Linked DNA regions of Mus musculus: all the other regions are linked to region 2. The links are chromatin loops, found by intact Hi-C in ENCODE. Cell type or tissue: left cerebral cortex. All regions are shown on one strand. Links, peaks and the distances in the headings refer to the core of each region. The heading gives the core; the rest is flanking DNA.

Region 1 (10,274 bases), core at 1,435-9,434, 57 kb after region 2:
TCCATACCGGACATCTGGCAGGCCCTATGGTAATCTGCAGTTGCAGGCCTTTTGGATTCTGGAGCAAGGCCCTGCTAATATCACAACTGTTCTTGTTTTAAGTGACAGTCTTTGGCCTGGCACTGTATCTTGGCAGATCTCAATATAGAATATTGATCACCAAGTTATCCTGACCCTGGTTAGCTCTATCATGAACTCTATATTGGAATTCTTATCAATTTTATTATTCGAAAATTACATACATGTACGCAGTGTCTTGATCACGTTCCCCCATCACCTTCCTCTCTTCTCCTCTGCAACTTCATGCCTTAATTTTGAAATTATAGAGAGAGAGAGCTGGAGAGGGAGCTCCTTGGTTAACAGCACTCCTGCTCTGAGAGGCCCTGAGTCTGCTTTATGGCGCTCTGTTGTGTTCTCACAACCTTCTCTAACTCCAGTTCTAGAGCATCTGACACCTTCTTCTGGGCTCCTGCGGTACTGGCCCACTGTGGCATGTATTCACCCCCACATCTTTAAAAAATTATGTCTGTGTATATAGTATTAACTCTGAGTCAAGGTAGTGCTGGGTACAGTATCATTATCCATTGGGGGGGTAGGCAATGCACGAGTAGCCACTCCTAAAAGTGATAGAGGAGGAAGGTGGTCACGATCCTTGCAAATGATCATCTAAGCTTCCCTCCATAGGAGGCTGGACTTTTAGATGACATCACTAGCCTGAGGTGGGCCTTCATAAGTAACTGAGGGAAAGGGGCCTTCCTGATGAACCCCTGGGAGCATCAGCAAGTGGCGTTATGCTGTTCACAGAGTGAAAGCTCACCTTTACACTGTCTGCAGTTAAGTTCTTACCATGCGGACTGTGATAGTCCATGGACAGTCCAATATTACCACCAGGTAAAACAGACGCTACACAAAGGCTGAAGTTCTTTTATTCCTGTAGTTTATTCCCCTTTATTCCCCCCCCCCCCCAATCTTTGTTATATACACACAGCGATACACTGCTTTGGCTGGCTTTTCAAAATAGCGTGTATGGGATGAAATTCAGCTCCAGCCTCTTAGCACTCAGTTGTCCTGGTCACCAAAAAGCCTCGGGTGCAGGATCTACACAGTGCCTTGTTTCATGGCTACATGTTCAGTGGAATGGATTCAATGAGATTTTATTTTACTTTATTTATTCTTTAAAGGTTTATTTATTGTATATGAGCACACTGTAGCTGTCTTCAGACACACCAAAAGAGGGCATTGGCTCTCATTACAGATAGCTGTGAGCCACCATGTGGTTGCTGGGAATTGAACTCAGGACCTCTGGAAGAGCAGTCAGTGCTCTTAACCATTGAGCCATCTCTCCAGCCCTAGGCTGAGATTTTAACCAGTGTCCTTTCTGGTGGACATTTAGGGTAATTAAATTGCTTTGCTATATTATAGCTAAGGCTAAATCAAACGTGCCTTCATATATAAATATATAAAATATGGTATACATATAATACATATTTACTTGCACTTGCACAGAAAAACTCATATGTTGATTCTCTGAAAACAAAATGACCCAGCTTTCTATCTTTTTCTTTTCTTCTTGTTAGGTTTATTTTGTTTTTGTGTATGGATATTTTGCCTGCAGTATGTATGCATGTCATTCTGACCTCCAAAGGTACAGGTCAGAATAGGGCAGGATCCCTTGTGAACTACCCTACCATGTGGGTGCTGAGAACTGAGCCCCAATCCTTTGTACTAGCGGTCAGTGTCTCAGCCTCTGAGCCATCTATCCATTCAGCCCTCACGGGTTTCTTGCCTTTTCTTTTCACTTTGGTTTGGTTGGTTTTAGGTTTTTGAGACAGGGTTTCTCTGTGCAGCCCTGACTGTCCTGGAACTCACTCTGCATTTCGGCTGGCCTTGAATTCAGGGATTCTCCGCCTCTGTCTCCAGAGTGCTGGAATTAGAGGTGTGTGCCACCACCACCTGGCTCCACTTTTTTTTTTTTTTTTAAATGACAGATTTCTAATAAAATTTCTTGGCCAGGCAATGGCATCAGTCTGAAACCTACTGAGCGATTGTTCAGCTGCCGGCAGCTCTTGTTTACTTCTGTGGCTTTCAGGACACTAGGACTTGCTGAACCTGAGGACTGACAGGGCTTCTTGGCCTGCTTGCCTGCAAAGTGCTGTGGTCCCTTGCAGACCTCTTGTCTTCATTGTTTTAAAGATTTCCTCTAAAATGAAAAATAAAAGTAAAATTCAATTAAATCATTTGGTGATATCCATGATCACTGAGCAATTTAGTAGGAAGATAAACACAAAAAATTCCTCTGATTAAACAGTGTAAGCCAGGCAAATGTTTGTTACCTCAAGCTTGGACCTGGGAGATCTGGGACACAACTTTATGAAGGTCCGAGGATTCTGACAGACGTAAGGGCCTAGTTTTTTGGTTTTTTTTTTTTAAGATTTATTTATCTATATGAGTACACTGTTGCTATCTTCAGATACACAAAAAGAGGGCATCAGATACAATTACAGATTGTTGTGAGCCACTATGTGGTTGCTGGGAATTGAACTCGGGACCTCTGGAAGAGCAGTCAATGAGCCATCTCTCCAGCCCTCAAGGGCCTAGTTTGTAGTGCTAGCCCACTTCCGACTACACAGAATCATTATGTAACCTTGTTATTATAACAGGTGATCAAGTTTTAGCTGGTTGGTGTCAGTCTCTACCATATATTCTTTATGGGAAAGGTCAATGAAAATTTGGACGAGCTGAATCCTAACAGTGTCCAGAGTATAAATGAATTCACTTCTTTTGAAAATAAAACCAGAGGCCCGAGCGATGACTTGGTGGTTAAGAGCACTTACGGCTCTTGCAGAGGATCTGGGTTCATGTCCCAGTACCCGCATGACACCTCACAACCACCTCTAACTACATTTAGAATCCAATGCTTTCTTCTGTCCTTAGGCTCCTGCCTCCAAAAGGGTGGGGGTGGGGATGGGGGTGGGGAAGGAGTCATCACTCTCCATCCAGCTATGAATCCTGGGAACTCCAACAGTGGCCTGCCTGCAAGGTGTAGCTGTTACTGCAGCGACCAACTTCTCTATTATTATTATTGCTGGGATTTAAGACCTGCTCCATGGGATGGAACCCACGGTGAGGTCGAACTGCTAGGAGTCAGAGTTTATATCTGAATATTAGTTTATGAATGAGCGAAACTGCTCTGTCCCAGGAAGACAACAGGTTTTAAAACATGAACGTTTTTACCTCTTAAAAGTGTTTCTCCTCTTCCAACACACTGTCAGTGATCAAACTGCTCAACAGCTCAGGCTGTTTAATAAGTCAGCCTTCCAACTCTTGTTGTCAGCAAGTGAATAGTTAACCAGAAACACACACACACTCTGTCTCTCTAATTACCGGGATTGTTTTCTTTTACGGTAACTAAGTAGAACAGCCCTCTTGGGGAGAGGAGTTCTGGAGCCAGTGGGAAGAACCTGTCCATGACTTCCCGGCCGTTTCTGCCGCCAGCCCAGGCTGCTTCTATTCCACGACTTCCTACCTGTCGGCAATCAGAGACATTTGCTTCAGGCTTCACTGAGATTACACTCTTTCTGACAAAAAACGTCTCCACGCAAGTACACATTTTCAAACGAATGTACCTTGGCTCCTGAACACCATTCTGCCAAACTCTTTAGGTCCTTCTGCTATGAGAGGCCATAGACTTGGCCAACAAACGAAGCAGCATGCTGGGTGCCGGGCACACCTGCAATCTCTAGACCTAAGACTGGACTCTGATTTCAAGGCCAACCTGAGCTACACGGTGAGACCCTGTCTCAAACTCTCAAGGGACAGGATGCAGTTGAGTATCGGAGCTCATCTCGTATTTGTGGGGCCCTGGGTTCAATTGCTACCACAGGAATATTCTGAAGAAATCAATGAAAATTAAGATCAACGTAGGCACAGTTGTTTTTCTGATTTTTGCTGTGGCCTTTAGGTATATTTGACTTTAGTTTTATATACAATCATGTTTTTTTTTTAAATTTTTAATCAATATGTCATGTTTCCCAATTTAAAATAAGCCCTTTACAATCAAATTACCTAATTTTACAGAACAATAAAGTACCTATACTTATTTACAAGGGAAGGTTTGTTCAGGTTTGCTTGTCTGCCCCTCCCCCATCTTCAGCAACTTTGTTTTCAATCACATTTCACATTCTTCCCTGCCCTTCCTTTTTTGTGCAGATGGTGCTATGTGTAGCATGTGTGTGTGTGTGCGTGTGTGTAGCATGTGTGTGTGCGTGTGTGTGTCTGTGTGTGTGCGCGCGCGCGCGCGCGTGTGTAGCATGTGTGTGTGTGTGTAGCATGTGTGCATGCGTGTGTGTGTGTGTGTGTGTGTAGCGTGTGTGTAGCGTGTGTGTGTGTGTGGGGGGGGGGGGGCGCATGTGCAGGTCAGACACACTATGTGTAGTGCTATGTGTAGCGTGTGTGTGTGTGTGTGTGTGTGTGTGTGTGTGTGTGTGTGGTGTGTGTGGGCACGTGCAGGTCAGACACACTCCTTGCCTGGCACCTTGTCGGAGATGGTGGTCTCTCCTGTCCACCTCTGTATATGCCACGCTAGCTGTCCTGTGGGCTTCCTACTGATAGACCACGCTAGCTGTCCTGTGGGCTTCCTACCATGCCTCAGGTCTGCGGGATTAGAGGCATGGGCTGCTGCGAGGCTTTCACATGGGTTCAGAGGAAACCAGCTTTGGGCCTCACTTTCACAAGCATCTCATCGGCTAAGGAATCTCCCTAGCCCCGCCCTATCAGTCAACATCTCAAGGATGTCGCATGTCCTCTGGAGGAGCTCGAACTCATTCCTTATGTTGGTGTCGTATTTTACTGAAGGAGTATAGCTTATTTAGCCGGTGTTTGACATCTGCTGAGTCTGTTTCTTTTCTTTGAATGTAATTCTGATTATTGCCACATCTATCACCTACTCAGTGTGGTTCATCACAATTACACTGGGAGATCATGAATTCCACTTTGCTTCGGGACTCTGGAGACCTCCCTTTAATTCTGGGCTGATGCCCCGTGCTTTAATTCTGGGCAAGCTGCTCCTGCTCAGTGCTCTCAGCACTACTCCATCCTTTTGTAGGAACTGGTCTGGCTATTTCAGCAGGTGTGACGCTTTGGGTCAGTCCCTGTCAGGCCTCTCTACCCGCTGCTCCAGAATGCAGTGGGGCTTCCTGCGATAAGATTCCAGGCTACTGAGCCAGCCCCATTTATCTGTTTATAACTGAGATGACTTCAAGAATGTCTGGCACCAGCCCAACCCTGGGGCCAAAGAAGAGAGTATTCCATTTCAGAAGGAGTCAGGCATATGCTAGTGGCCATCTGGTTGCTTGCTCCCTGGGCCAGCAAATGGGTCCATCCTTGGTCCCTAAGGGACCACAGGTACAAGCCTCAGCACTTGATTTCAAGTGTCTGAATGTGATAGTGAATACAGAGATTTTTAAGGCTCCAATTCTTATGTCTTCTGGATGTCATCTCTAAGTCTTTATTTTTAACCCTTGCTAAAGGTTAAGCTAGTCGTCGTTACAGGCAAGCACCTTTACCTGCTGAGCCATCTTGCTGGAAATACATTGAGACGCCAAGTGGGTCACCGTGTTCTCAGAACTGTTTCCTCAATGACTGTTTTCTCTGTATGAACTGAAACCATGACCATGAATTCCCTCTTGCTCTGCACACGGGCTCTGTCTGCTTCAGTTTTTATCCTCTAAGTGAATGATTTGTGTTTGCTTGGAGGTAGGGTCTCACTGTATAGCCCTGGCTGGCCTGGAACTCAGATCTGCCTGCCTTTGCCTCCTGAGACTGGGGGACTAAAGGCACCACCACGGCCAGCTATTGAATGGTTTTTAAAAATAGATGTTAAGGACTGGAATCACTGGCCGGAACCCTGTTTAAAAATTGATTGACTTCCTGTGTGGCTGTGTGTGGGTGTGGGATGTGTGTGTGCGGATGTGTGTGGGTGTGCATGTGGTCAGAGGGCCTGCACAGTGTGGACCCTCACTGGTCTCTGGCCCAGACTGAACCGTTTGTATCACAAGGGTCCTCTTCACAGCTCTTTCTTGAGCTTTAAGTTTGTATATCAGAAGCTTCACCCACTACTGATATGCTGGTGGCCTCTGGAGATGGTTGACTAGGGTCAGGAGATCAAGAGGGCTATAGTGGCCTGGTGGCCATATTGAAAAGGAGAAGAGAGTCACGTGTTTATGAATGTCTCCTCACTCTCAGCGTGTGGTGTCTCTATCATAACGCAGCAGCAAGGCCTTTGCCAGTCACACTCTTTGAAATGTCTCCACAGCCTCCAGCCTGTGAGAAATAGATATTAATTACCCACCGTGTGGCATTTCATTATAGGAGCTATGGGCAGACTGTAAGACACTGTTGTGCTGTGGCTTATTTTGGCTCCTCAGTTCACCCGAGCACGTGAGGGCACTCATAAGAGACAAATGGGGTCCTTCATCTTGGAGTAGGACTGAACATGGTATTTTACAGCTTTGCCAGAGAACAATCAGCAAAGGATACAGCAGGTCTACTTTCCCCAATTAGAGAAGCCAGTGCTCATCTGTTATTACTCTATGTCCCTTCACCTTCTGGGGGCGTGCTGATACGGCTTACCTCCTCACTACGGCGGACATTCTTAAATACATGTGCTTCCATCGGTTCCCTATGGAAGATCGGGATTGGCCCCATACTTTTAATTTCTGATCATTTGAAGGGATGAAACCCCAGACGTTGAGAAGGAAACTATCGGCGAATACTTTTAGTTGACTACAAGTGTTTTTAAAGTGTGCATTCAGATTTGTTATTTAGGGTAATGGACCCGTTTAAGCACTGTGGCTTGATCTGGGTGAGAGCTCTGACTAGGCAGATCACACTTGGTGCTTGCAGCAGAATCTCTCCCCTTCTGCATCACTCACACATCCGTGACCGACAGCCTCTGAACAGTCACTGGAGTGCTGTTAGCAGCAGTGACCGAAGTCACGGGAAGTTCACTTGGTCTCGTGAAACAGCTGGGAACAAAGACTGAGTTCTGTTGTGAGTCTTACCTCTTCAGGCGGAGTCACTACATAGGGGGGGTTAAACACCAGCAGGTCTACTTTCCCCTTCAGTCTGGGCAGCAAGCCGTGCACCTGAGGGTAGCAATAATGCAGTTTAGGCTGGAGCCTGATTTAAGGAGTGAGTGAGTCTTTAAAGCTACTCTCCCGTGTTGTCAGGAGGGGAAGGACTTCCAGACTTGCAGATGAACATAAGCTGAAAGTGAGTACTGTATGGGTGAGAGCAAGGGTGAGAGTGACAGTGGCTTCTCCTCAGGAGCAGACATGCTTCCACTCTGGGGTCACTTTTAGAAGGCGGTGTGAGCACAAGCAAGCTCTGATGGTGTGAAATATGTTCCCTGCAGATCTGTGAGGAGCTTTACAGCTATGTCTGCTAACTTACACAACATAATTAAGAAATGGTGTGTGTGTGTGTCTGTACACAAATGGAGGTCGAAAGATAATCTTGATGTATTTTGTCTCCCACTGGCCTGGAAGTTCACTGCTGGGCTAGGCTGGCCCGCCAGAAAGATTCCAGGAATCCGCCTGGGTTTTTATATTCATTTCTGGAATCTCACCTAGGTCCTTGTAAAACAGACAGTGTACCAAGGCAGCTGCCTAGCTCCCCAGGGAAATCTTTTGTAAGATGACAGAGACTGTATCTGAATGACAGAAAACACCAAGAAGGGACTGTGTTTCTGCTGCTTCTGTTACTTGTAAATGTTTTGACTGACAGCATCAAATGGCAGAGAAGGAAGCACTGAACTCAGTCGTCAGAGACTGCAAATGGCCAGTGTGTGGCGTATGAAGATCTTTAAAGTGGGCACAGGTTTCTATAGAACAAAGGGAGAAAAAAGAAATCACAATTGTGTGTGTGTTAAAACTATGAATAGCCGGGGCCTAGCAAACACAGAAGTGGATGCTCACAGTCAGCTATTGGATGGGTCACACGGCCCCCAATGGAGGAGCTAGAGAAATTACTCAAGGAGCTAAAGGGAACTGCAACCCTATAGGTGGAACAACATTATGAACTAACCAATACCCCGGAGCTCTTGACTCTAGCTGCATATGTACCAAAAGATGGCCTAGTCGGCCATCACTGCAAAGAGAGGCCCATTGGACTTGCAAACTTTATATGCCCCAGTACAGGGGAACCCCAGGGCCAAAACGGGGGAGTGGGTGGGTAGTGGATTCGGGGGGGGGTATGGCGGACTTTTGGGATAGCATTGAAAATGTAAACGAGGAAAATACCTAATAAAAATAAAATTAAATTAAAAAAAAAAACTATGAATAAAGTCACTTCATTTCCATTCACACCATCCAAGCAGTTGATATGTATTGGGCTGGGTTATGAACACTGAATATACATTATGAAGTGATATCAGAGAATTTCCCAACTTAGATTTCTATAATCAATTCCATTTTAATTATCCTGACATGCCTGTTAACTTACAATTCAAAGAGAATTCTTAAGACCTATTTTTGAGGATATGCTTATAGAAGTATTTTTTTCTTCTCTAATTAAAAAAAAAATAGTAATCATTTTAAGTATACGAGGGCTCTGGCTGCATGAATGCCTGAAGGCCAGAAGATAGAATCAGATTCCATTATCCATGGTTGTGAGACAACATGTGGTTGCTAGGAATTGAACTCAGGACCTCTGAAAGAGCAGCCAGTGGTCCTAACTGCTGAACCATCCATCCAGCCCCCTTTCTGCTCCTTTAAAAGGGAAACAATAATTACTCCTTAAAAATATATATATATATATATATATATATATATATATATATGAATGATATAACTTGGCCTGCAAACCAAAAGAAGATTAGTTTTTTCCTTCACCAGTGCAAGAATGAGGGATTCACTGGTGTGTGTGTGTGTGTGTGTGTGTGTGTGCATGGTCATGCACGCGCACATGTGCATGCAAGTGCAAGCTTTGAAAGTGTTTTCAATTCCATAAAGAAAAAGTTTCTTAAAAGAAGTCGGAAATAAGAATTTTCTAGAAACGCTGGATAAAGAAACTAGACAAGATTTTGCTTTGTAACTCATAGTCCTTTGTCCTATCCAGCTATACAGTAATAACCATGGGATGGATTTTACAAAAAGCAAAAGGACAAAATATTAAAACAAAAATTCTAACATCAAAAGACTTAAATAAAATGTAACCGAGGACTGACTGTCTAGTACAGGCATCTCTAGCCAGGTCTAGACAGCTCTCTGCCTTAGCATTTCCAAGAACTGAAAAATAAGTGAAAGAGGCCCTGCATGCATGCAGCCAAAACACACGGACTTTATTCCCACTGGGGCCACCATGGAGGGCTCTTATGTTAAATACGGGCCAGAACTGTCTGGTTTTCTTGCATGAAGCACAGCAACAGGGAGAAAAGATATTCTGCCAATAGATGACGGAGAAACGGGGCAAGAGTGAGAAGACGGAGGAGGGCTGTCAGCTTCTTCACAGAGCAGACACCTGAACTGGCCTGAGTACCACATACCTCAGAGTAGCTGATGCCAGTGAGTTTGTAAATGGTAAAACGTGTGTGGTATGTTTTGATGATGTAATGGAACATGTAGTAGGTACTTTAAAAGACTGTATTGTAAGACTGAAAACGAAGAACGATGACAATTCTACCTTTTTGATTTTGAGGAAGCAGTCACACTATGTAGCCCAGGCCAGCTGTAATCTATCTTACACTCCTGAGTACCGAGATTACAGGACTGAGCCAATATACCCTGCTGGTTGCTACTTTTTAGACATGTAATCTCAGCTAAGCAATGGGTTTATTTTCTATGATAGCTGTAATAATCCCTGGAGTTTGAATGTATAAGAGTTTGTAAATCGACTGCTCTGCTAAGCCTGTCTCTTGTTTCTTGCTTTGTCAAATCAGTTTAGTTCAGGGCCACCTTTTTGTTTTTGTTTTTGTTTTTTTGTTTTTCGAGACAGGGTTTCTCTGTATAGTCCTGGCTGTCCTGGAACTCACTTTGTAGACCAGGCTGGCCTTGAACTCAGAAATCTGCCTGCGTCTGCCTCTCGAGTGCTGGGATTAAAGGCGTGTGCCACCACGCCAGTCTTTCAGGGCCACCTTTAACTACTGAGGAGTTAAGTCTAGCATGTAGACTCTCCAGTCACATCCCTGAGCCACTGTGTAGCTTCTGGAGCTAGACAGGAGACCCAGGCTATAATCCTCGAGATCGTTTTATTAACACTGGAGTTTCTGGATCTAC
Region 2 (10,274 bases), core at 791-8,790:
TTTCCATGATTGTCAGTAAAGAAACCCTAACTCATTTCAAAGCAAGTTTTCTTCTTTTTCTAGGTTTCTTTTTTTCTGGCTTGTAATTGAATTCAGGGCACTGTTAGCCTAAAACATGTGCTCCACTGCTAAGTTTTTCCTCTAGCCTGTCAAAAGTTATTATTAGTTTGATTATATACATGGATGAATTACTACTGTGAGCCATTGTAGAATTCTTACAAATATTAGTATTTGTTCTTAAACCACATTTCTGCTTTCAATAGGATCATGATCGCCGTGTTCGAGAGGCGACGCAGCAAGCTTTTGAAAAACTTATCCTTAAAGTAAAGAAGCACTTAGCTCCCTATTTAAAAAGCGTGATGGGCTATTGGTTGATGGCTCAGTGTGACACATATCCACCAGCTGCACTGGCAGCAAAAGATGCATTCGAAGCCGCTTTCCCTCCAAGCAAGCAACCTGAAGCCATAGCGTTTTGCAAGGAAGAAATTACAACTGTGAGTGTTTGCAGCCACTGTGTCCCCGTGTTTCTCAGTTGTCTAAGGCTGGCAGGCATCCGGTGGCGGCTCTTTTACCTACTCTTGTAAATGTGTCAAGAAGGAACAAGCTCTGTTTCTCTCTCACACACAATCCATATAAAAGATATCGGTAACCTCGAAAGTTATCGAGGGGCTGGCAAGATGGCTCAGTGGGTAAAATGCTCACCACGTAAGCCTAGTACGCCTGACTTGTTCCTTACCATCCTCAAAGGTCTATAGAGAGAACTGACTCCACAGAACTGACTGCCCCTGACCTGCACACGTGCACAATATGTGTTCTCTGCGGGCCAGAGATGGGGAAGGAAAGCAAACCCTAGTCTGTCTCTCAGACTGGCTGAGCAGCCCACTGTGCTGCTGTAGTGGGAATAATGGCCGACAAGTAGCTACGAGTATTTAGAGGAACGTTTCTGCGGATGGGCATTTGAGCTGTCATAAAGTACCCTGTCTTTGTCACAGTACCAGCCAAGGCAGGGAATAAGTAGGAAGACAAAAATGGGCAAAAATTTAGACCTGTTAGTTTTGATGCCGAAAATAGCTAGTCTGTGGGTTAAGGGCATGAGAACTTTAGCAGGTAGATTGTTCCTACATCCGATGATGGTTGTCAGTGCCATAAGTCTCAAGGCTTTGGTGGTTCTCTCCTTCAGGTGTTACAGGACCATCTTCTGAAGGAGACTCCTGACACACTCAGTGACCCTCAGTAAGCTGCATGTTTCTAACTAATGTGCACTAGGCATTTACTTAGTTGGTTTGGATGCATTATTTCAGTATGGTGTGTTTTGAGAAGGAATTCCAAATGCAGGTAAAATTACCTCAGAAAATGCTGCATGGTGCCTCCCTGAACTTTGGCTGGTGTTAAAGTTGAATTTTCTGAGATACATATGTAGTTTTTTTTTTTTTTTTTTTTTGGCCTGGAACTCAGAAATCTGCCTGCCTCTGCCTTCCAAGTGCTGGGATTAAAGGCGTGTACTACTCTACCTTATAGCTTTGTTTTTTGTTATTTTTGTTATTTTTTAATTAACCTTTTCGCAGTCATAGCAAAAACTGTTTTAAGGTCTGGCGTACTTGAAACTGTTATCAAATAGTTCTGTAAAAAGAGTAGTAAAAATGTTTTATTTATCTTTACTGTTATTATTTTTTTAAAAAAGATTTACTTATTTTATGTATATGAGTACACTGTAGCTATCTTCAGACACACCAGATCCCATTACAGACGGTTGTGAGCCACCATGTGGTTGCTGGGACTTGAACTCAGGACCTTTAGAAGAGCAGTCAGTGCTCTTAACCTCTGAACCATCTCTCTAGCTGTACTGCTATATTGTAGCCAAGCCTTTGAGACGCCATCAAGGGATGTAGTCAGACTCCTAGAGTTGCCGATCCCTGCTGCAGAGAGCACGGTGCTTCCTCCCTTGCTCCATGCTGCCGGGTTTGGGCTTTGCCGTTGCTTTCGCCTTGGATCAGTTATACACTGTGTGATTAGATTCTACCTGGGGCTGGCCGGCTGCGTGCTGGGTGAGTGCGCTTGCAGTCACTCCCTAAGACCAGCATGGAGGAAGGAGAGGAGCTGCCCCCACTTCCTCCTCTGACACATGCACGCTCCCTCACCCACCATGCTTTACACATGCACGCTCCCTCACCCTCCGCGCTTTACACATGCACGCTCCCTCACCCACCGTGCTTTACACATGCACGCTCCCTCACCCTCCACGCTTTACACATGCACGCTCCCTCACCCACCGTGCTTTAGACGCAAAGGCACACAAGCTAAATACATGTGACAGAACATTCTATGAGTTTTGAAAGGTGTTTGTAGTGGGGGAAAAGATACAGAAATAAGGTAGCTGGTAGAAATTTAACAAAATATATATAAATAAATACAACAATATAAAGGTGCCAAATATGTAGTTTGGCTTCTTTTTTGCAGTCTTACTTGTTTATTTTTAACTCTAGAACTGTGCCAGAGGAAGAGAGAGAGGCTAAGTTCCACCGAGTCGTGACGTGCTCTTTATTGGCACTGAAGAGATTGCTTTGTTTCTTACCTAACAATGAGCTTGATTCTCTGGAGGAGAAATTTAAATCACTTTTATCACAGAATAAATTTTGGAAGTATGGAAAACACAGTGTACCTCAGGTATGCCAATAGCTTCGAGTTTAAAACTTGTTTTCTGTAACTCCGCCACGATTGTACTGCATTTATGCTCATGTTTATTGGGTTTTTTTTTTTGGTTTTTCAATTTTTCGAGATAGGGTTTCTCTGTGTAGCCCTGGCTGTCCTGGAACTCACTTTGTAGATCAGGCTGGCCTCGAACTCAGAAATCTGCCTGCCTCTGTCTCCCAAGGCGTGCGCCACCACACTCAGGGAGCTCATGTTCATTGTGATGGTTACGCCTCTGTAATTCCTTCAGGAATTACTTAGTTGCCTCTCGATTAGACTGTAACTCTCTGTTCCCTTCTGTGATGTTGTTGAACATTGAACTGACATCGATGCTTTCTGAGCTCCATCCTGTCACTTTCTTATGTAGGTTGGCCTCTGTCTCCTGCGGGCCGGGACTAACAACATGTGTCATTACAGCTGGCTCTCTTTGCGTTTTCTTAAGGCAGTATGGTCTGTCCTGGTATGGATTTTCTCTCACACATTTATGGGTCCTGCTTATGATTTATTAGGATTCTTAAATCTGTGGATTGGGGTATTTAATTGCCTCAGGAATTCTCAGATGTTGCCTGTAGATATTTCCTTCATTTCATTCTTTCTTTCTTTGGAATTGCAACTAATTATAGATTAAATGTCCTGTTTTCTGTCTTGTATGTCTCCTGTGTTTTTCAGTTTTCTCTCTGTGTATGAATAAGCTCTTTGAGTCAGTCTTCTACTTCACTCATTGTGTTAAATCTGCTTGTTTCAGCCCATCCATACTCAAACAAAATAGCTAAGTTGGGTAATTCAAAAAAGGTAGAAATGCGAGGCTCAGAGTTATAGAGGCTCACAGTTACGACTCAACAGGGGGCGGGGCGGGGAGGCTGAAGATGGCTCAGTGGTTCAGGGCTCTTGTTGCTTTTGCAGAGGATCTGGGTTTGATTTCCATAACCTACGCAGTTGCACACACTATAGGAAACTCTGGATCTAACACCCTTTTGTAGCCCCCAACTTTAGCCTGTGGCCTCTACTTGTCTCTGCAGGTATCAGGTATGTACATGGTACACATACATAAGTGTAGGCAAAACACTCATACTATAAAATAAAATAACTCTAAAAATACTTTTAGAAAGACTAGATGAACAGTCTAGCAGATCTTCTAGGGATTATTTTTTTAAAGATGAGTTGTCTTGGGGTTTTACTGCTGTGAACAGACACCATGACCAAGGCAACTCTCATAGGGACAACATTGAATTGGGGCTGGCTTACAGGTTCAAAGGTTTGGTCCATTATCATCAAGGCGGGAGCAGGGCAGCATCCAGGCAGGCAAGGTGCAGGAGGATCTGAGAGTTCTACATCTTCATCTGGAGGCTGCTAGGAGACAGCTGATACCCATGTGGTTAGGAGGAAGGTCTTAAAGCCCAAGCCCGCAGGGACACACTTTCTGCAACAAGGCCACACCTCCAAATAGTTCCATTCCCTGGGTCAAGGGTATTCAAACCACCACATAGATTTATGCTTCAAAGCTGGGTCCTCTGCACTGCATCCTTACCTGTGGGAAGGCATGGAAGGGCAGAAGGGCAGCCTTGCTCCCTCAAGCCCTCCTGTGTAGTTAGTGTCTTACTGCTTTGTTTTACTGGTGTTTTTGTTTATTTTTTGTTTTTGAGAAAGCCTCACCATGGAATTGGAACTCGCTCTAGTTCTGGAACTAGCTATATAGATAGGCTGGCCTTGAACTCACAGAGACCTACCTGCCTCTGCATCCTGAGTCCTGGGACTAGAGCCATTGCCATTATGTTGAGCTTCCTTTTATTAATTATTAATTGCATTTATGAAGGTAATATGCTCAAGACCTAGTTACTTGTATATAGCAGTTTCAGTGTTTCAGCATGTGAACTGAGTTGGTGGGAGACATTAGCTGTAACACGGCCCTTGAGCTTTACATCTACATGTATTAGATGAACACACTTTTGTTTTGGCAATTATGCTTTTCCAGATGTACAGTCTTACAAAAAGATAGAACACTTTTGTTGTTGTTTGTATCTTTGGGAATGAGTTTCTATGTGTAGTCCAGGCTGCTCTGTTCTGTAGTCAAGGTTGTGTGAACTCACAGACATCTGCCTAGCTCTTCCTCCCAATGCTGGAGTTTAGATAAGTGCTTTAGATAAGCACTTTTAATGAAGTCTGTAGAGGATTAATTGTATTTTGCTGTGCTTGCTTTTCTTTGTGTTCGTTGTGGCTAATGTTGTTAGACTGGTTTGAAACCCCAAATGAAGAGTTCTGCTATTAAATAGGGTTTCTGTTAAAAATTATATTCTTCCTGTCTTTATTTTGCCTTGTGCGAACAGGGAATTGTGAGCAATTGCTACTGTCTTTAGGCTTTGGTTTCATCCCGCTTTCTGGTTCTTCTTTTAGGTCCGCTCAGCATATTTTGAGTTAGTTTCTGCTTTGTGCCAGCACGTTCCCCAGGTGATGAAAGAGGAAGCTGCCAAAGTGAGTCCATCTGTCCTGCTCAGCATTGATGACAGTGACCCTGTGGTCTGCCCAGCTCTCTGGGAGGCTGTGCTCTACACGCTGACAACTATTGAGGTATGTAAGGGAGACACACTTCCCTAAACGCCACGTGAAAGAGTGCATTACATTGTCCTGTCTAATAAAACTCACTGGAAAAATGCTAAAATTTGTTCAGCCTGCCTGAGCATAGAAGGCCTCGAAGCCCACCCACACAGTGACCCAGTTCTTCCAATGAGGCCACACCTCTTTTTTTCTTTTAGATTTATTATATATAAATACACTGTCGCTGTCCTCAGATGCACCAGAAGAGGGTGTCAGATCTCATTACAGATGGTTGTGAGCCACCACGTGGTTGCTGGGATTTGAACTCTGTACCTTCGGAAGTCAGTGCTCTTAACTGCTGAGCCATCTCCCCAGGTCCCCTGCTTGGTTCTTATTCTTGAGATTTGCTTTCTCTTATCTGTGAATCACACTTACAATTTTTAATTACTATTATAAATTTTTTTTCTCTTTTGGTTAGGACTGTTGGTTTCATGTAAATGCCAAGAAAAGTGTGTTTCCGAAGCTGATGGCCATGATCCGAGAGGGTGGCCGGGGCCTAGCTGCTGTTATGTATCCTTACCTCTTACCGTTCATCAGCAAACTCCCTCAGTCCATCACAGAGCCAAAGCTGGACTTCTTCAAAAACTTCCTCACCTCTCTAGTTACCGGGTGAGCAAATACATTTCTTTTTACTTTAAAAATTACGTTTATTGTTTATTGTGTGTGTCGTGGCTTATGTATGCTTGTAAACACCCACAAACATGTATATGTGTGCCGTTGTATGTATGTATGAGGCTTGGAGTGTGGGTTGCAGGAACCTCTTCTATCTTTCTGTCACGTAGATTCTAGGGATTGGACTTGTTTATTCAGACTCTGTGACAAGTGCTGTTACCCATTGAGCCATCTTGCCAGCCTAAATTCTGTTTTTAAAAGCAAAAGGAATTTTTCTTGCTTTTATTCTCATACTTTTCCTTCCAATTTGAATTTCACCATTTTTTTTTTCCTTCTATTAAACACTTCAAGCTTTCAGAGAGATAGGAATGAGGGAGCACGGCAGAGTGCTGCAGTGTGGTCTGGGCTGGGCTGGGCTGTGCACAAAAGAGCCTTTTGTAGGACATGCGCTGTAACCAACCCTTTTCTGTTTTTGAAAACTGCCCAGGCTTTTGTGGTAGTAGCCAGTACAAAGATAAAAACAAAAACAGTTAAGTGTCTAAATAGAAATGGACCATATTCTAAAGAGTCATAGTATTTTCATATTGTCAGATATAGATGCCCAAATCCATAGAACCCTTAAGGACCTGCGATGAGGCTCACCTGCCTAGACACACGTGTGAGGTCTCAGGCTCCACACCCAAGTTCCAAAACAGTTACTTCTGCTAAACACTTTAAACAGTTCATTCCACTTGTCGTTCAATGAATGACATGCATGTTCTATTATGATCAATTATGATAATTAATAATTATAACTAATCAATTGTTGATTAATAATTAAACTTTAATAATTAATTAGATATCACATTTTTGTTGTTGTTGTTTGTTTTTTTTGGTTTTATTTTGTTTTGTTTTGTTTTTTTTCCTGAGACAGGGTTTCTCTGTATAGCCCTGGCTGTCCTGGAACTCACTCTGTAGACCAGGCTGGCCTTGAACTCAGAAATCCACCTGCCTCTGCCTCCCGAGTGCTGGAATTAAAGGCGTGCGCCACCACCGCCTGGCTTTTTTTCTAATTCTTGATATTCACATTCTCATCAGCTGTAATATTTTGGTTGCTCTTAGTTTTTAGTTTTAAGAATTTGGCTTTTGGCGCTGAATCAAGGCCATAGTTTACTGAAGCTATTGGTTTCAAGCAGGAGCCTAAAGAAATATCTTTTTATGGTCTGTTGGCCATTGCAGGAATTTGTAAGTCTAATGGTCAATTCATTAGAAAGAAACATCTGGAAAAAAAAAAAAGAATTTGACCTTTGGGGACTAGAGAGATGGCTCTGCGGTTAATAAGAGCACTGGCTGCTCTTCCAGAGGTCCTGAGTTCAATTCTCAGCAACCACATGGTGGCTCACAACCATCTGTAATGGGGTCTGATGCCCTCTTCTGGTGCGTCTGAAGAGAGCAACTGTACTCACATACATACATTAAAAAAAAAAAAGATTGTTCTTTTTTTTTTTTAAAGAATTTGACTTAAAAGTTTTCATTCAGCGGGATTCCTTTTTAGTGTCTTTGTGATTCTGAGCTCTTCTTTTCCTCTTGGAAGAATAACCCTCAGTCACTACTTCCTAGGCTGTCAACTGAGAGGACCAAATCGAGCTCTTCTGAGTGCTCAGCTGTCATCTCGGCATTTTTTGAATGCTTGCGGTTTATAATGCAGCAGAACTTAGGCGAGGAGGAGATGGTGCAGATGCTTATCAATGAGCAGGTACGTTTGCTCAGCATCCTTATCAATGAGCAGGTACGTTTGCTCAGCATCCTTATCAATGAGCAGGTATGTTTGCTCAGCATCCTTATCAATGAGCAGGTATGTTTGTAAATCATCCGTGCTTTGCACACAGAAGAAAGACTCAAGCTCACTGTGTCCTTCCTCTTGATGGTTTTTGGCAGTTAGCCTTCCAAATGATTTCACTTTAAAATTTACAAAATGAATATTATTTTATGTATATGAGTACACTGTCGCTGTCTTCAGACACACCAGAAGAGGGCATCAGACCCCATTACAGATGGTTGTGAGCCACCATGTGGTTGCTGAGAATTGAACTCAGGACCTCTGGAAGAGCAGTCAGTGCTCTTAACCACTGAGCCATTTCTCTAGCCATGAATAGTATATTTCTGACTATATGAATAAAAATTCTATACTGTCAGTTGTTATTGTGATATCCATAGACTACTTTACCATATCCTGTCTCTGAATTTAAATCTCTGACTTCTTTATAAAGAGGCAGTGTGAAACAGAAGTTGCATGGCACTTTTGGTGCTGTGTAGTGAGGTTTTAATTATTCGTCATAATCTTGTTATTTCTCAAATGCTCATATGCATTTACCCTTTTATGAACAGTTCTGTTTGACTATGAGATCCACGATAAGAGCAGGCTCAATGATTATAGAAGCTTGTATATTTGGTAACATCTTAGATTCCCTGCTATCTTTGGTTTTTTGAGACAGAGGATCTTTGTGTAGCCCTGGCTGTCCTGGAACTAGATCTATAGTCCAGGTTGGCATTGGACTCTGAGTTCATCCTGCCTCTGCTGTGCTGGTATTAAAGGTATGTGCCACCACTGTCCAGCGGTCTCTCACTTTCTTAAAGATTTTATGTTTGTGTGTGGGGTGTGGCTGTATGCATGTGTGAGTGTAGGCACCTGATGATCTAGATGAAGTATTCAAATCCGCTGGAGCTGGAGTTAGAGGTAGTTGTGAAGTAGCTGTTATTGGTGCTGGGAACCGAACTCCAGTCATCCACAAAGGTACATGCTCTTGACTACTGAGCCATCTCTCTAGCCCCATTACCATCTCTTACCTGCCTGCCTGACCCCCCTCTTTCCCCCTTTTCTTTCTCTCTCCCTCCCTCCCCTACCTTTGTTCCTTCTTTCCTTTCTTCTCTTTCCAGGTTTTTGAGACAGGATTTCTCTGTGTAGTTCTGGCAGTCCTAGCACTCGCTCTATAGAGCTCCATCTGGCTCCATCTTTTACCTTTCTAATTCAGGAAAGGTATTCTGAATTTTTGGTGCCTAAGTGCTCCAGTTATCTTTCAAATTACTTAATGCAAGGTCTTATGTAGCCTGGCCTAGCCATCAACAAGTGCTTACACTTCCCAAGGGCTAGAATTACAGGCATACACCACTTCACACGGCGGGCTTCTAATGTTGTATGTTTTTTTGTATCTTTTAATTAAGTGAGTAAAATGCAAAAACTGATTGATCTTAGAAGATACAAAGAAATCTGGATTATGAATTATGGTTGATCACATCATAAAATTGAGGTGGAATAAAGTGAAATTGTCAAACTTTTTGAATGATTGGAAAATACTTGAGTTACTGTTTTCAGATATGTGAGGGGGAAAAACAGTTATGACCAAGTAGGGGGAGGGAGGGAGGGAGGGAGGGAGGGAGGGAGGGTGGGAGAGAGAGAGAGAGAGAGAGAGAGAGAGAGAGAGAGAGAGAAAGTGTGCACGTGGTGTGCGTGCCTCAGTGAGTGCCAGAGGATAACTTCATGTGTTGTTTCTCAGGACCCCACTCCTCTTGCTCTTTGAAGCAGGCTTGAAACGCACAGATTTGTAGGGTAGGCTGTCTGGCCAGTGAGCCCGGCATCTGGCTGGTTTGTGTTTTTCCTTTAACATAGCTACAGGTTTTGGGGATTGAGCTGAGGTCTTCCTCCTTGCTTGGCATGTACTTTACTGACTGGGCCATCTCCCTGCTCCTCAAATAGGAGGCTTTATACTGCTTTAACTTTGTTTAAACTCTTCTTGAAGACTAAAATTTAAATTTTGTGCCTTCTCTTTCAGTTGATCCCATTTATTGATACAGTTCTCAAAGACTCAGGACTGCACCACGGACCGATGTTTGACCATTTAGCAGACACATTGAGCTCTTGGGAAGCCAAAGCAGATGCAGAGCGAGACCCTGGAGCTGTTTACAACTTGGAGAACGTTCTGCTAAGCTTCTGGGGAAGACTGTCAGAGATCTGCACCGAGAAAATCCGCCAGCCAGAAGCAGATGTGAAGTCCGTTCTGTGTGTGTCTAGCCTAGTAGGGGTCCTTCAGAGGCCAAGGAGCTCACTGAAGTTACACAGAAAGAAAACTGCTCAGGTCAGGTTTGCCATCAATATACCTGAAGCTCATAAAGGGGATGAAAAGTCCATGTCTTCAGAAGGAGAGAACAGCGAGGGCTCTGACGGAGGGGCTCAGTCTCCTCTCAGTAATACATCTTCAGACTTAGTATCTCCTTTAAGGAAAAAACCTCTGGAAGACTTAGTCTGTAAGCTGGCAGAGGTGAGCATTAGCTTTGTCAACGAGCGGAAGTCAGAGCAGCACCTGCAGTTTCTCTCCACGCTGCTCGACTCCTTCTCCTCCGTCCAA
Region 3 (10,274 bases), core at 755-8,754, 57 kb before region 2:
CCCTGACCTCATAGTACCACTGTGTTCAACAACTCCATATAAGGAATACAGCACTCGTGTACTTTCTTCAGCAACATTCTTAAAAACATATAAAATACGTATAATCCAGTGTTACTGTCCCATTTACACACATGTCCTTGGAAAGACATGTTCACATCTTGTCACACCACCTGTCTGTCCTAGCCCACAGAGATAACTTCACCTTTATCAAAGTTGAATTTGATTTTATGGTGCAAAAACTAGGTCATGAACCACGTAATAATATCATGGTTAAATGACATAGGTATTAACTCAATTTGCCAGTTAAAGGCCTCAAGAAAATTCTAGAGTACCTTTATATCTTGGCCATCCTGGTTCTGCCACCAATATAAACCTTGTAAGGCTAACATTTAGGTTGTACTTTAAAACCCCGAGTTAAGGCTGCTTAAGACCATAGGTATGACAGCTCTTGTAAAAACGCATTCCCTCAAGCAGGGCCGTTTTCCTTTGTGCTCTAATTATCACTGTTCTTGAACAGTCCTTTCCTGTACTCTTGGGCAGCCTGTGCCTCCATAGTCTCTGCACTGTTTGCCTTGACAGAGAGGTATGTGCACCGGTGATTTGCCTGGGTTTCCAGTGCCATTCCTTTTCAGCCATAAAGACTGGATTTTAAAATCTTAACCCATTCTGTAGTGCTCTTTTCCTCCCTTCAACTATTCTGTGCTCTTCAATCTCAACTATCGCTGGGCGTGGTGGCGCGAGCCTTTAATCCCAGCGTTTGGGAAGCAGAGGCAGGTGGATTTCTGAGTTCGAGGCCAGCCTGGTCTACAAAGTGAGTTCCAGGACAGCCAGAGCTATACAGAGAAACCCTGTCTCGGAAAAAAACAAACAAACAAACCAATAGTTGCCTTGGTCATGTTGTCTGTTCACAGCAGCAAAACCCTAACTAAAACCAAAGATATAATAACCAAAGTCCCCCTCTATAAAATATTTCTAACCAATCACTTTTATCATTGAGCTGCATCCCAGCCCTCCTTCTAAAATAATATCAATTTCATATTTAATGTGAAATACCAGAAGAGTATTTGATAGGTCATGATTTCTCTTAAACAATTTCCTTTAAAAAAAAAAAACAAAAAACAAAACACTTTTACCTACCTTACATTTAAGGGTACAAAAAGGAGCCAAATCTAAGATTTCTGGAAACTTTATGTGTTTGTTAACTTTGCGCAGGTTAAAACCAGCCTAAAAAAAAAAGAAGGATGGCAGACTGAGTTCTTTTCCTGGAAAAGCTATACGGATTGTCCTCTAATGCCCAAAGAACATGTAGCCCCAGTCACCTTTCTATAGAGACTTTTTCCTTGTCTTGTTTCTGGCTAGTGTAGATTTTTCTTTAAGTACCTCACATTACCAAAAAGTGCTCTGGTGAGATTTCCCTGGTTCTGCCTTAGTCACCCCAAATACCAGATTAGGTCAGAGATTTTTAAGTTCCTAAAATTCAACAATAGCAGAATATTTTTCTTGAGTCACATAGTCTAACCATGCTTACACAAGTGCCAGTAAGACCCAACCAATTGGTCAAGCCAATACTTGACCAATTAGAGGGAAAATGTCTATAAAATCCTGGAGAATTTCTAAGTTGTAGTAATATATCAAATCTTCCAGAAAAGATGATCCAGTCACAAAACTATGAAAATCTAATATATTCTTTTTATCAAGTCATTAAAAAATTAAGATATACTACATACACATTTTAGCAGTAAACTGGTGTTTTTCTAATCTAAAGTTAAACTTTGAATAAGATACTACAAATCATAAGCTCTAGAAACCAGGACTGTCTAAATTTCTTCACTTTGACAAACTTAGATATATTTTCTCTTCTAAATTTCCCATTCTTTTGAAATTAGAATTAAGACAAGGCAGAAAAAAATTCAGAAGAGACTAAAGTAGGGGTTGCATACGTAAGCTAATTTGGAGTTCTGAGGGTACCTGCTGGAATCGCTTTAAATGCAGAGTGAGGACAGGAGGCGCGAGGGAGACCAGCATCTGCTTCTTGGCATTGGTGTAAACATGTCTCCTGTCACCTGCAAACAGTCAGTCTGTTATAGAAGGACGACCTAAAGCTCTAAAGCCAGGAGGAACAAACCTCAGCAGACTGTGGTCATATTTGTGTCTTTAATAACCAAGAGGCAAAATTCAAGGACATTTTCTCAGTATAAATTGAAAAATGTCCATAACACATGAAGAATGTAAGCAGCAGCACATTTAATTAGGGTTGGCAGTTAAGTGTTCCATATCAAATTATTTATAAAAACCTATAAAATGTTTTTGAGGCTGTGACAGGCACATGCTCCCACATGCCTGTAATCCGGTATTTAAGAGGTAGAGGCATAGGATGGCAACTTTGAGGACAGCATTTTTTTAAAAGGCTTTAAAGTACAACTCACTACCAAATGTACAAAGTCCTAGATTGAATTCCAGACACCAAAACATTTTACGATATCTTTGAGAACTTTCACATCAGCAGGATGCCTGGAGGTACTTGGCATATCTCCCTTCATAAGAAATGACCACAATGAGAGGAAACACGGTTTGCTCAGAGACTATCAGAAACAGTATTAGGCCTATGGATTTTGGCTTGCTTGCCATTGTCTGCTCTAAAATTAAATCCCTAAAAGCAACATTACTTATTCTTTATATTATTTTACATGTAAAGAAATGACTTTAGGGAGCTGGCAAGATGGCTCAGTGGTAAGAGCACTGACTGCTCTTCCAAAGATTGTGAGTTCAAATCCCAGAACATGGTAGCTCACAACTACCCGAATTAGATCTAATGCCCTCTTCTGGCATGTCTGAAGACAGTTACAGTGTACTTATGTATAATAATAAATAAATCTTGAGAGAGAGAGAAAGAAGGAAGGAAGGAAGGAAGAAGAAAAAGAGAAAGAAAGAACTTTAGAATACTTCAACTGCAATGAAAATCTTCAACAGTCTGTGACACTGTACTCCCTTTCAATCCATGCCATGCAGTTTTTTTTTCTTTTTACTAACACAATTACAAGCATGAGAGTACTTGTGACTCTCCAAACCCAGATGTGATAATTCACAATTATTCTACCTGCAAAATACACACTTTAATATCAACTTTTACAACAAGAAAAATAAATACCTTTTATATTTGCCTTTGGTCCATTACACTGCCGTCTTGAACACACTTCACAAAGCAGTTTATTGGCATCTTGAAGTTTCTCATTCCGGGTGAACTGATATAAGCAATGTTGAATGGAACACTCATCAGTACTAAACGCTTCTCGGTTCGCGAGGGTACAGAAAGCAGTTTCTGGGTCCTCGTTCATGACCTCATATACCTTGGGTGCAGAATGACTGTCATTCGGAATCTCTATATTTATTTCATCAGGATCAACAGCAGCATTCAAATTAAGGTTTTTTAAACCATTGATAATGTCTAGTTCTCCACTGGTCCTTTCTTCCAGGAAGGCACCATTGAAATCCCTAGGACATTCAGGAGCAGGCGTCACAATCCCCAGATCACTCTCGGTGTTAGCACTTTTCACTCCTAGGTCCTCTGGGCTTTCCTGCACATCAGGTGTCCTTTCTATCATGCTCTCTTGGCCATCCAAATCCTTCTGGTTAACAGACAGCTCTATCTGTGTGGCCTCCTCTTGAGAACCATGGGTGGAGTCGGTATCCACTTCCACTTCTCCCGCAAGTGCTGTGTCAGCTTCACGTTCATTGTCTTCCGTGTAGTCAGTGGCGCAGAGCTCATTGAAGTGAAGAAATCTTTCTTGAATTTTTTGTTGCCTTCGTTGGTTCTTAGTAAAGAGTACATATAAAGAGAGAAGAGAGACAGAATATGAGTGTACATACTATATCAGATTTTGTTGGTTTTCAAACATCATTTCATAAGGAGTGTTCACTCTCAAATTCTGATTTTAAAAATTCCTTTACTATCAGAGTTCAAATAAATTAAGACAAAAAAATTCTTTAAATGAGATCAAGAATAATCACTATTCATTACATTGGACTACTGTGGAAATAGTAGTATGAGTTGGTGTCTATTCCTGAGAAGTGAGCTACTCAGAGCTCTATGACTTAGACCTGAGCAGCCAGTATGAGACAAAGTGGTGGTCTGTAAGAGAATGGCCCCACAGGTCTATGCGAGTGGGTGTGGCCTTGCAGGAGTTACTTTACTGGGGGCAGACACTGAGGGCTTCTAAGCCTATGCCATTCCCGGTGCGCTTCCTCTGCTGCATTATGGCTCTGGGCTTGGAGGTGGTGCTGCACCTTTTAATCCCAGTCCTCACGAGGCAGAAGCAGGCAGATCTCTGTGAGTTCCAGGACAGCTATGGCTACATAGAGAAACCTTGTCTTGAAAAGCAAAAAGAGGTGAGCTCTGAGTTGTTCTGTTTGCCATCTGGACTCACACCGTCTAGAAGTATGAAACTTTCACGTCCTTTGTTCATAGTTTATTGTCACAGTAATTAGAAACCAAGGCAGAAAGATTTACCTACCAGTTGTAATTACTGATTATTAACAGGGGTCTCACTAAAACAATCACAAAAGGACACACTCCAAGACTGCCTTGGCTACAGGATAGATGAAAATTCTGAAAACGAAAATTTTTAACAAAGAAGCAAAGAAGCCACATGCCCAAGGCCAGTTAAAAATAAATCCCTACTAAATTCACATCTCTGCCTGTACAGACAGGGGCAAATAAGAACAAATTATATGTAGGGTCTAGGGAAACAGCTCAATTAAGAGTGTGGCTGCTTGGGGCTGGAGAGGTGGCTCAGTGGTTAAGAACACTGACTGCTCTTTCGAAGATCCTGAGTTCAATTCCCAGCAAGCACATGGTGGCTCACAACCATCTGTAATGGGGTCTGTTGCCCTCTTCTGGAGAGTCTGAAGACAGTGACAGTATACGGGAAGGGGAAGGGGAAGGAGAAGGGGAGGAAGGGGGAGAAGGGGGGGAGGGGAAGGAAGGAAGGAAAGGGAAGGAAGAAGACCGAGGTTCAATTCCTAGCACCCTCTGAGCAGCTATCAACCATCAGAACCCCAACTGCAGAGCATCTGATCCTCTCTTCTGGCTGGTGGTGGTGGCACCAGTCATAAACGTGCTGAATGAACAGACATGCTGCAAAAGCCAACCCTATTCCATCTTAGGACCAGCCTCCATCTTAGAGGAAAAAAAGCCCGAGAACTTGACCTACAGCTAAGGAAGGATCCCATGGCTTGTCCTGGCCAAAGTTACTCCCTAGCTACTTCCTTAGTCTGATGGTTTCAGATGTCCTTTCAGACCGTTGGTGACTGTCTTGAGAGTACCCACCTGTTGGCTTACAGTACACTTTCAGATACTTGCCAGGATAGACTCCCCCTCACTTACTTCCAGTTCCTATAAAACCTTGTCCTGCTGAGGGCTCAGGGCTGCTCCACCTTCCCTTCCTGTCCTGCTGTTTCAGGGTTGGGCTGGAGGAGAGCCCAAGCCTGAGCTTGTAATAAAGAGACCCCAGTGCTATTATGGGCTCCTTGGTGCTCTTTTGGGATTCATGAATGCTTCCTGGCACAACAATGTAAACAAAATACCCATTTACATAAAAATAAATAAAATTTCAAACAAAACAAAAAGTATAGTGTTAAACCTCACCACTCTGCATGCTAATAAAAGTTTTTAATTATAAAAAACAAGTAACTAGGGGCTGGCGAGATGGCTCAGTGGTTAAGGGCACCGACTGCTCTTCCGAAGCTCCTGAGTTCGAATTCCAGCAACAACATGGTGGCTCACAACCACCCTTAATGAGATCTGACTCCCTCTTCTGGTGCGTCTGAAGACAGCTACAGCGTACCTATTTATAATAATAAATAAATCTTTGGGTCAGAATGAACAGGGACTGGGTGAGCGGGGCCGACCAGAGCCAAGTAGAGGTTCTAAAATTCAATTCCAAATAACCACATGAAGGCTTACAACCATCTACACAGTTACAGAGTACTCACATACATACAATAAATAAATGTAACTATAGACAAAGCATAATGCCCCCGTAGGTTCCTACCTTGGCCTGCTTTTTGGCCTGCTTCTTTGCCTTTTTCTGTAGGTGCTTGCTTGTCCCTGACGGAAGATCGCTCCTTGATTTCATGTAGCTGTCATCTTTCTCTTCCTCACTGTCTTTATCTTCTTCCTCCATTGTCATTTTCACATTTTTATCATTTATACTTTTCTTACCACTCTTAAAATATGGAGAAAAGCAAAATATTACCACTACTACTTGGACAAAGAAAATCCATGTTGCCTAATGTTTTTTACTCCATTATTTTTAATTCCCACAATATATAAAAAGTTATATAAAGGTCAGGCATGGTGACACACCCCTTTAACGTCAATTCTCAGGAGGCAGAGCCAGACAGATCTCTGAGTTAGAGGCCAGCCTGAATACAGAGCGAGTCCAGGACAACTAGGACTGTTACATACAGACACTCTATCTCCAATAACAACAATCATCACAGGGTGAGGAAATATGAAACAAAACAGCAAGAAGGCCATGGGGGGGGGGGGGGGGAGGAACTGGCTCAGCAGTTAGAAGGAGCACCATGTCAAGTGACTCACAACCATCCAAGCTCTAGCTCCTCCATGGGTTCAAAGCCACCTTACAAACATACCTCTACACAAATATACCTATATACACAAAAGTCAGTGTTACATGTAAGTAGATTAGAAAGGAATGCAGTGAGTGTTACTGGCTGCATGCCATAGCATGTTGTATAGATGTCCTTTTGTAAATGCACTCGTGTAAGTGGTTTCTAGGTCACACCACAGAATTCCTCTGTAGTTTTGTCTTTTTCTGCATGTGAATGATGGTTTTAGGGAAAGTAAAGTGAGTCTGGAATAAGTCACTTGAATAATGACTTATTCCATACTCAGTCACTTGTTCAGAAGTTGGGTACTCACTGGTGTCACCCTTGTTGGCCTGCAACTTCCTATATAGACCAACCCAAGTTTAAATTCAGAGGTTTGCTAAGTTGTACCTCCCCAGAGTTGAGAGTACAGTCACAGAAAACCACACCCAGCAGCTTGTATCTTACAGCAACTTAAAAGGAACCCAATTAATATGGCATAAACTGAGATAATCATTTCTGTTTAATCTTTATGCACTAAAGACTACAAGGGTCAGCTTGTCGTCAGCTTTAAATACAGAAAACAGTTATTTTAATAGGAAAAAAATACTCCCCTATATGTAATCCTATCAAGATAATACCTACAAAGAATCCTAGACACAGCTTTTAAGTAAAGAACAGAGCCCTTTTTCTTTTCAAATCCTAAACATGATTCCATCTCTAGTAAACACTGGAAAACTTCTCAATGGGCTGGCTGGAAATACACAGATCCTTAAAAGATGTTCCTCATAAAATCCTACAAAGACAAAATTAACACAAAAGGAAATAAATCTTGTTTGCTAAAGTAATACTCACCTGATCATCTAAAACTGGAAGAGACAAATCAAGGAACGATTCATGCACTAAGGAGACCTTAACCAACCAAAGGCAATATAAAAGGAAAAGGAAAAAAAAATGTTAAATCTTACTATTAGATTAGTCCCATCCAGCAGAGAAAGACATTCACATTAAGCATTACCTATCAGGGCTCCTCTCTCACCACCCAAGGATGAAGGGTGGAAGGTGGCATTTAGTAAGCAAAGGATTAAGAGACTTTGAAGGGGGCGGTTAAGAACATTCACTGCTCTTCCAGAGCTCCTGAGTTCAATTCCCAGCACCCACATGGTGGCTCACAGCCATCTGTAATGGGATCTGCCCACTTCTGGTGTGTCTAAAGAAAGTTACAGTGTACTCACATACATAAAATAAATTAATCTTTGAAAAAAAAAGAATATTTGAAATAAAAAAATTATAGAACTTTGAAGACCATGAGTTGGGGAAGAATTTAAAGTTATTGCAATTTATTAAAGATTTTAAGGGTAATAAATATATTTACAGTGAGTAACCATATACATCAAAAAAGACTATCATGTGTGGGTTGGGAATGGAGGTACATACTTAGAATGCCAGCCCTCAGAGGTTGAGGCTGGATAACTTTGGTGAGTTCCCAGCCAGCCTGGGCTGCAGAGCAAGACTTCATCTCAAGACCAACCAACAATACCACTCTAGTAGTCAATAATTAAATAGCCCTGGCAAAGGCACACTCCTTGCTCCTCTTTAATTAGATACGTCTGTCCGTCCTCAGTGTCCAAGCCCACCCCACAACACCCACTTACAGTCCTGCATTCATCACACATGATCGTACTAGTCAGCTCGCCACCAAAGATGCGGTCCACAAAACTCGGGATTGCCTTTTTCTTTTCATAATCTATAACAACAAAAGAATTACAATTATTTCTTAAAGTTAATTGGGAAAAGTTTAAATAACTTATCTAAATTTTCATTCTTAATTTCCTGTCCCTAAAAGTTTTTTTTCTATTCATAATTACCAGTGTTACATTTGTAAGTTGTGGGAGTTAACAGTATATAGTCTACCACTGAGAACAAAATTAACACAATTACCTTTTTATAAATGATATGTGTCTGTGCGCACATGTGTGTGTGTGTGTGTGTGTGTGTCTGTCTGTCTGTCTGTCTTCTGTTTATTAATAGGAAACAAACTTCCACTCAGTGGACTGTTCTTATGATCAGAAACAACAAGGTCAGACTCTGCTAGTCAGTCCTATCACTCCTTGTTCCAGCGCTAACATCTGATGACAGCCAGTACTGATAGGAGATTGCAGTCTAACAGAAGAATAGCCATAACTTGGTCTATGAGCTCTGACAATAAACTTTTTTTATACTTAAAACATAACAATACAAAACCCTTGGGAACTATCAGGCAAATTGTTCCATTTGACTTTCTACAGTCCTATTAATACTTTTGACATGCTTAAAGTCAGAGAGTATTTTAATATCCAGTCACATAATTTTCAAATTACATGAAGTGTATAAGCATTACTCAAGCGGTCTTCGCCCACATGCAGAAGCCAGAGGCACCGTCCTGTTACCAGGCAGGCTCTATGGCAAGCTGAGGAGGCACAGATACCTCTTAGGAGGTAACTGGAACCTGAGCTTTAATACTGGAACCCTTGGTCACCGGGACCGCTAGCTAACATTTTACAAAACTTAAATGAAAATCAAACGTACTTCTTGTGTTTCACCAGTCCTGTGTCAAATGCCCAGCAGTTACACATAAGCAGTTATGACTTTATAGGAAAGCATGCAGGAGAATGCCAACATCATATTAAATTCTGTGGACAAAGCCAAGTGTAGTGGCTCATGCCTGTAATTCCAGCACTCAAGAGGCCAAGGCAGAAAGATCTGTGAGTTCTGGAGCAGCCTGAGCTAGAGCGTCCTAAATCCTTAAATGACACACAAGAGCTAAGACAGCTTTATGATTAATAACCAGCTACGGATAAGTCAAACTAGTGTCATTCACTTACTGCCTGTTAATTAGAATTAGTTTCAGAAAAATAAAATTGTGATGCTATCTTAATTCTATCTTTATAGATCTTAATATATTAATGCATAAAAAGAATATATCACAAGCTAAGCTTTTCCAAAATATTTACCGCTGGAGGACTGATTTTTGAAACTCAACAATAACATGGGTAAATTTTAATTAAATTATTTCTGGGTTTGAAATATATGTGCCAGTAATTTTGTCCTAAGGTACAGAAGAATTCAACTATAGCGTTTTAATTCAAAAAATCAGACATTACCTTTAACTTTATTTTTTACTTCTTCATCCAATTTTTCAGTAGAATTACCAAATGCTTTAAGAATTCCTTTACTCACTCTCTAAAATAATAAAATGAATATATATACACTATTAAATTTTAAAGTTATTTTCCTTAGAAAATATGTAATAAATTAAAGAAAGGAGTAAGATGCAGCTCCACAAATTTACTGAGATAATCACATTTTCAAGATTAATTCAAGGAGCTGAAGAAAACCTATGCCTATTAAGCCTACAAAGCAAATCTCTGAATACAGGGATGGTCTTAGCATTTCAAGACCTTAAGCCTATTCAACACCGCTTCTTAGGGCACACCACCACTTCAGGAAAACATTGAGATACTCAGTGCTAGTGAGGCTATGCTGCAGCTAGAAGAGCCAGCCCCAACACTTACTGCTGTGTCATTCCTGAGTTAAGGATGGGACATTTCTACACCAGCCTACGGAGTAATAGAACAGTCTACTCATAGGATGGCTGCAAGAACTATAAAAGGTAGTTCATATGA

Evidence for each region. Hi-C counts contacts between places; a loop is a spot of excess contacts. Peaks named below come from ENCODE experiments on the same cell type or tissue, not always from the same donor. Only the 100,000 strongest peaks of a DNase experiment are listed, where the experiment ranks them.
Region 1: it touches region 2 in a loop (2.0-fold over the local background); 5 of 42 quality-filtered maps call a loop at or near these places.
Region 3: it touches region 2 in a loop (2.1-fold over the local background); 14 of 42 quality-filtered maps call a loop at or near these places.

What each region holds. Positions count from the first base shown.
Region 1 is chr16:87,359,391-87,369,664 of GRCm38, reverse strand. N6amt1 (N-6 adenine-specific DNA methyltransferase 1 (putative)) reads right to left here. Exons shown (of 6, transcript NM_026366.2): 4 at 7,062-7,145; 5 at 3,385-3,526; 6 at 1,016-2,200. The coding sequence ends at 2,094. Among named protein-coding and RNA genes, the nearest start is that of N6amt1, 10 kb to the right of the region's middle. In left cerebral cortex, for the core only: no CTCF peak of the experiment used is centred there; no DNase peak of the experiment used is centred there.
Region 2 is chr16:87,415,788-87,426,061 of GRCm38, reverse strand. Ltn1 (listerin E3 ubiquitin protein ligase 1) reads left to right here. Exons shown (of 30, transcript NM_001081068.1): 4 at 264-494; 5 at 1,181-1,233; 6 at 2,484-2,664; 7 at 5,080-5,253; 8 at 5,699-5,889; 9 at 7,492-7,627; 10 at 9,702-10,274. It overlaps Gm25896 (a small nucleolar RNA gene), which reads left to right and starts at 7,018; the gene lies at 7,018-7,153. In left cerebral cortex, for the core only: no CTCF peak of the experiment used is centred there; DNase peaks (open chromatin) are centred at 5,121 and 5,395.
Region 3 is chr16:87,472,664-87,482,937 of GRCm38, reverse strand. Usp16 (ubiquitin specific peptidase 16) reads right to left here. Exons shown (of 18, transcript NM_024258.2): 10 at 9,753-9,831; 11 at 8,265-8,356; 12 at 7,465-7,521; 13 at 6,051-6,224; 14 at 3,149-3,812; 15 at 1,969-2,063; 16 at 1,138-1,224; 17 at 1-78. Among named protein-coding and RNA genes, the nearest start is that of Cct8, 18 kb to the left of the region's middle. In left cerebral cortex, for the core only: no CTCF peak of the experiment used is centred there; no DNase peak of the experiment used is centred there.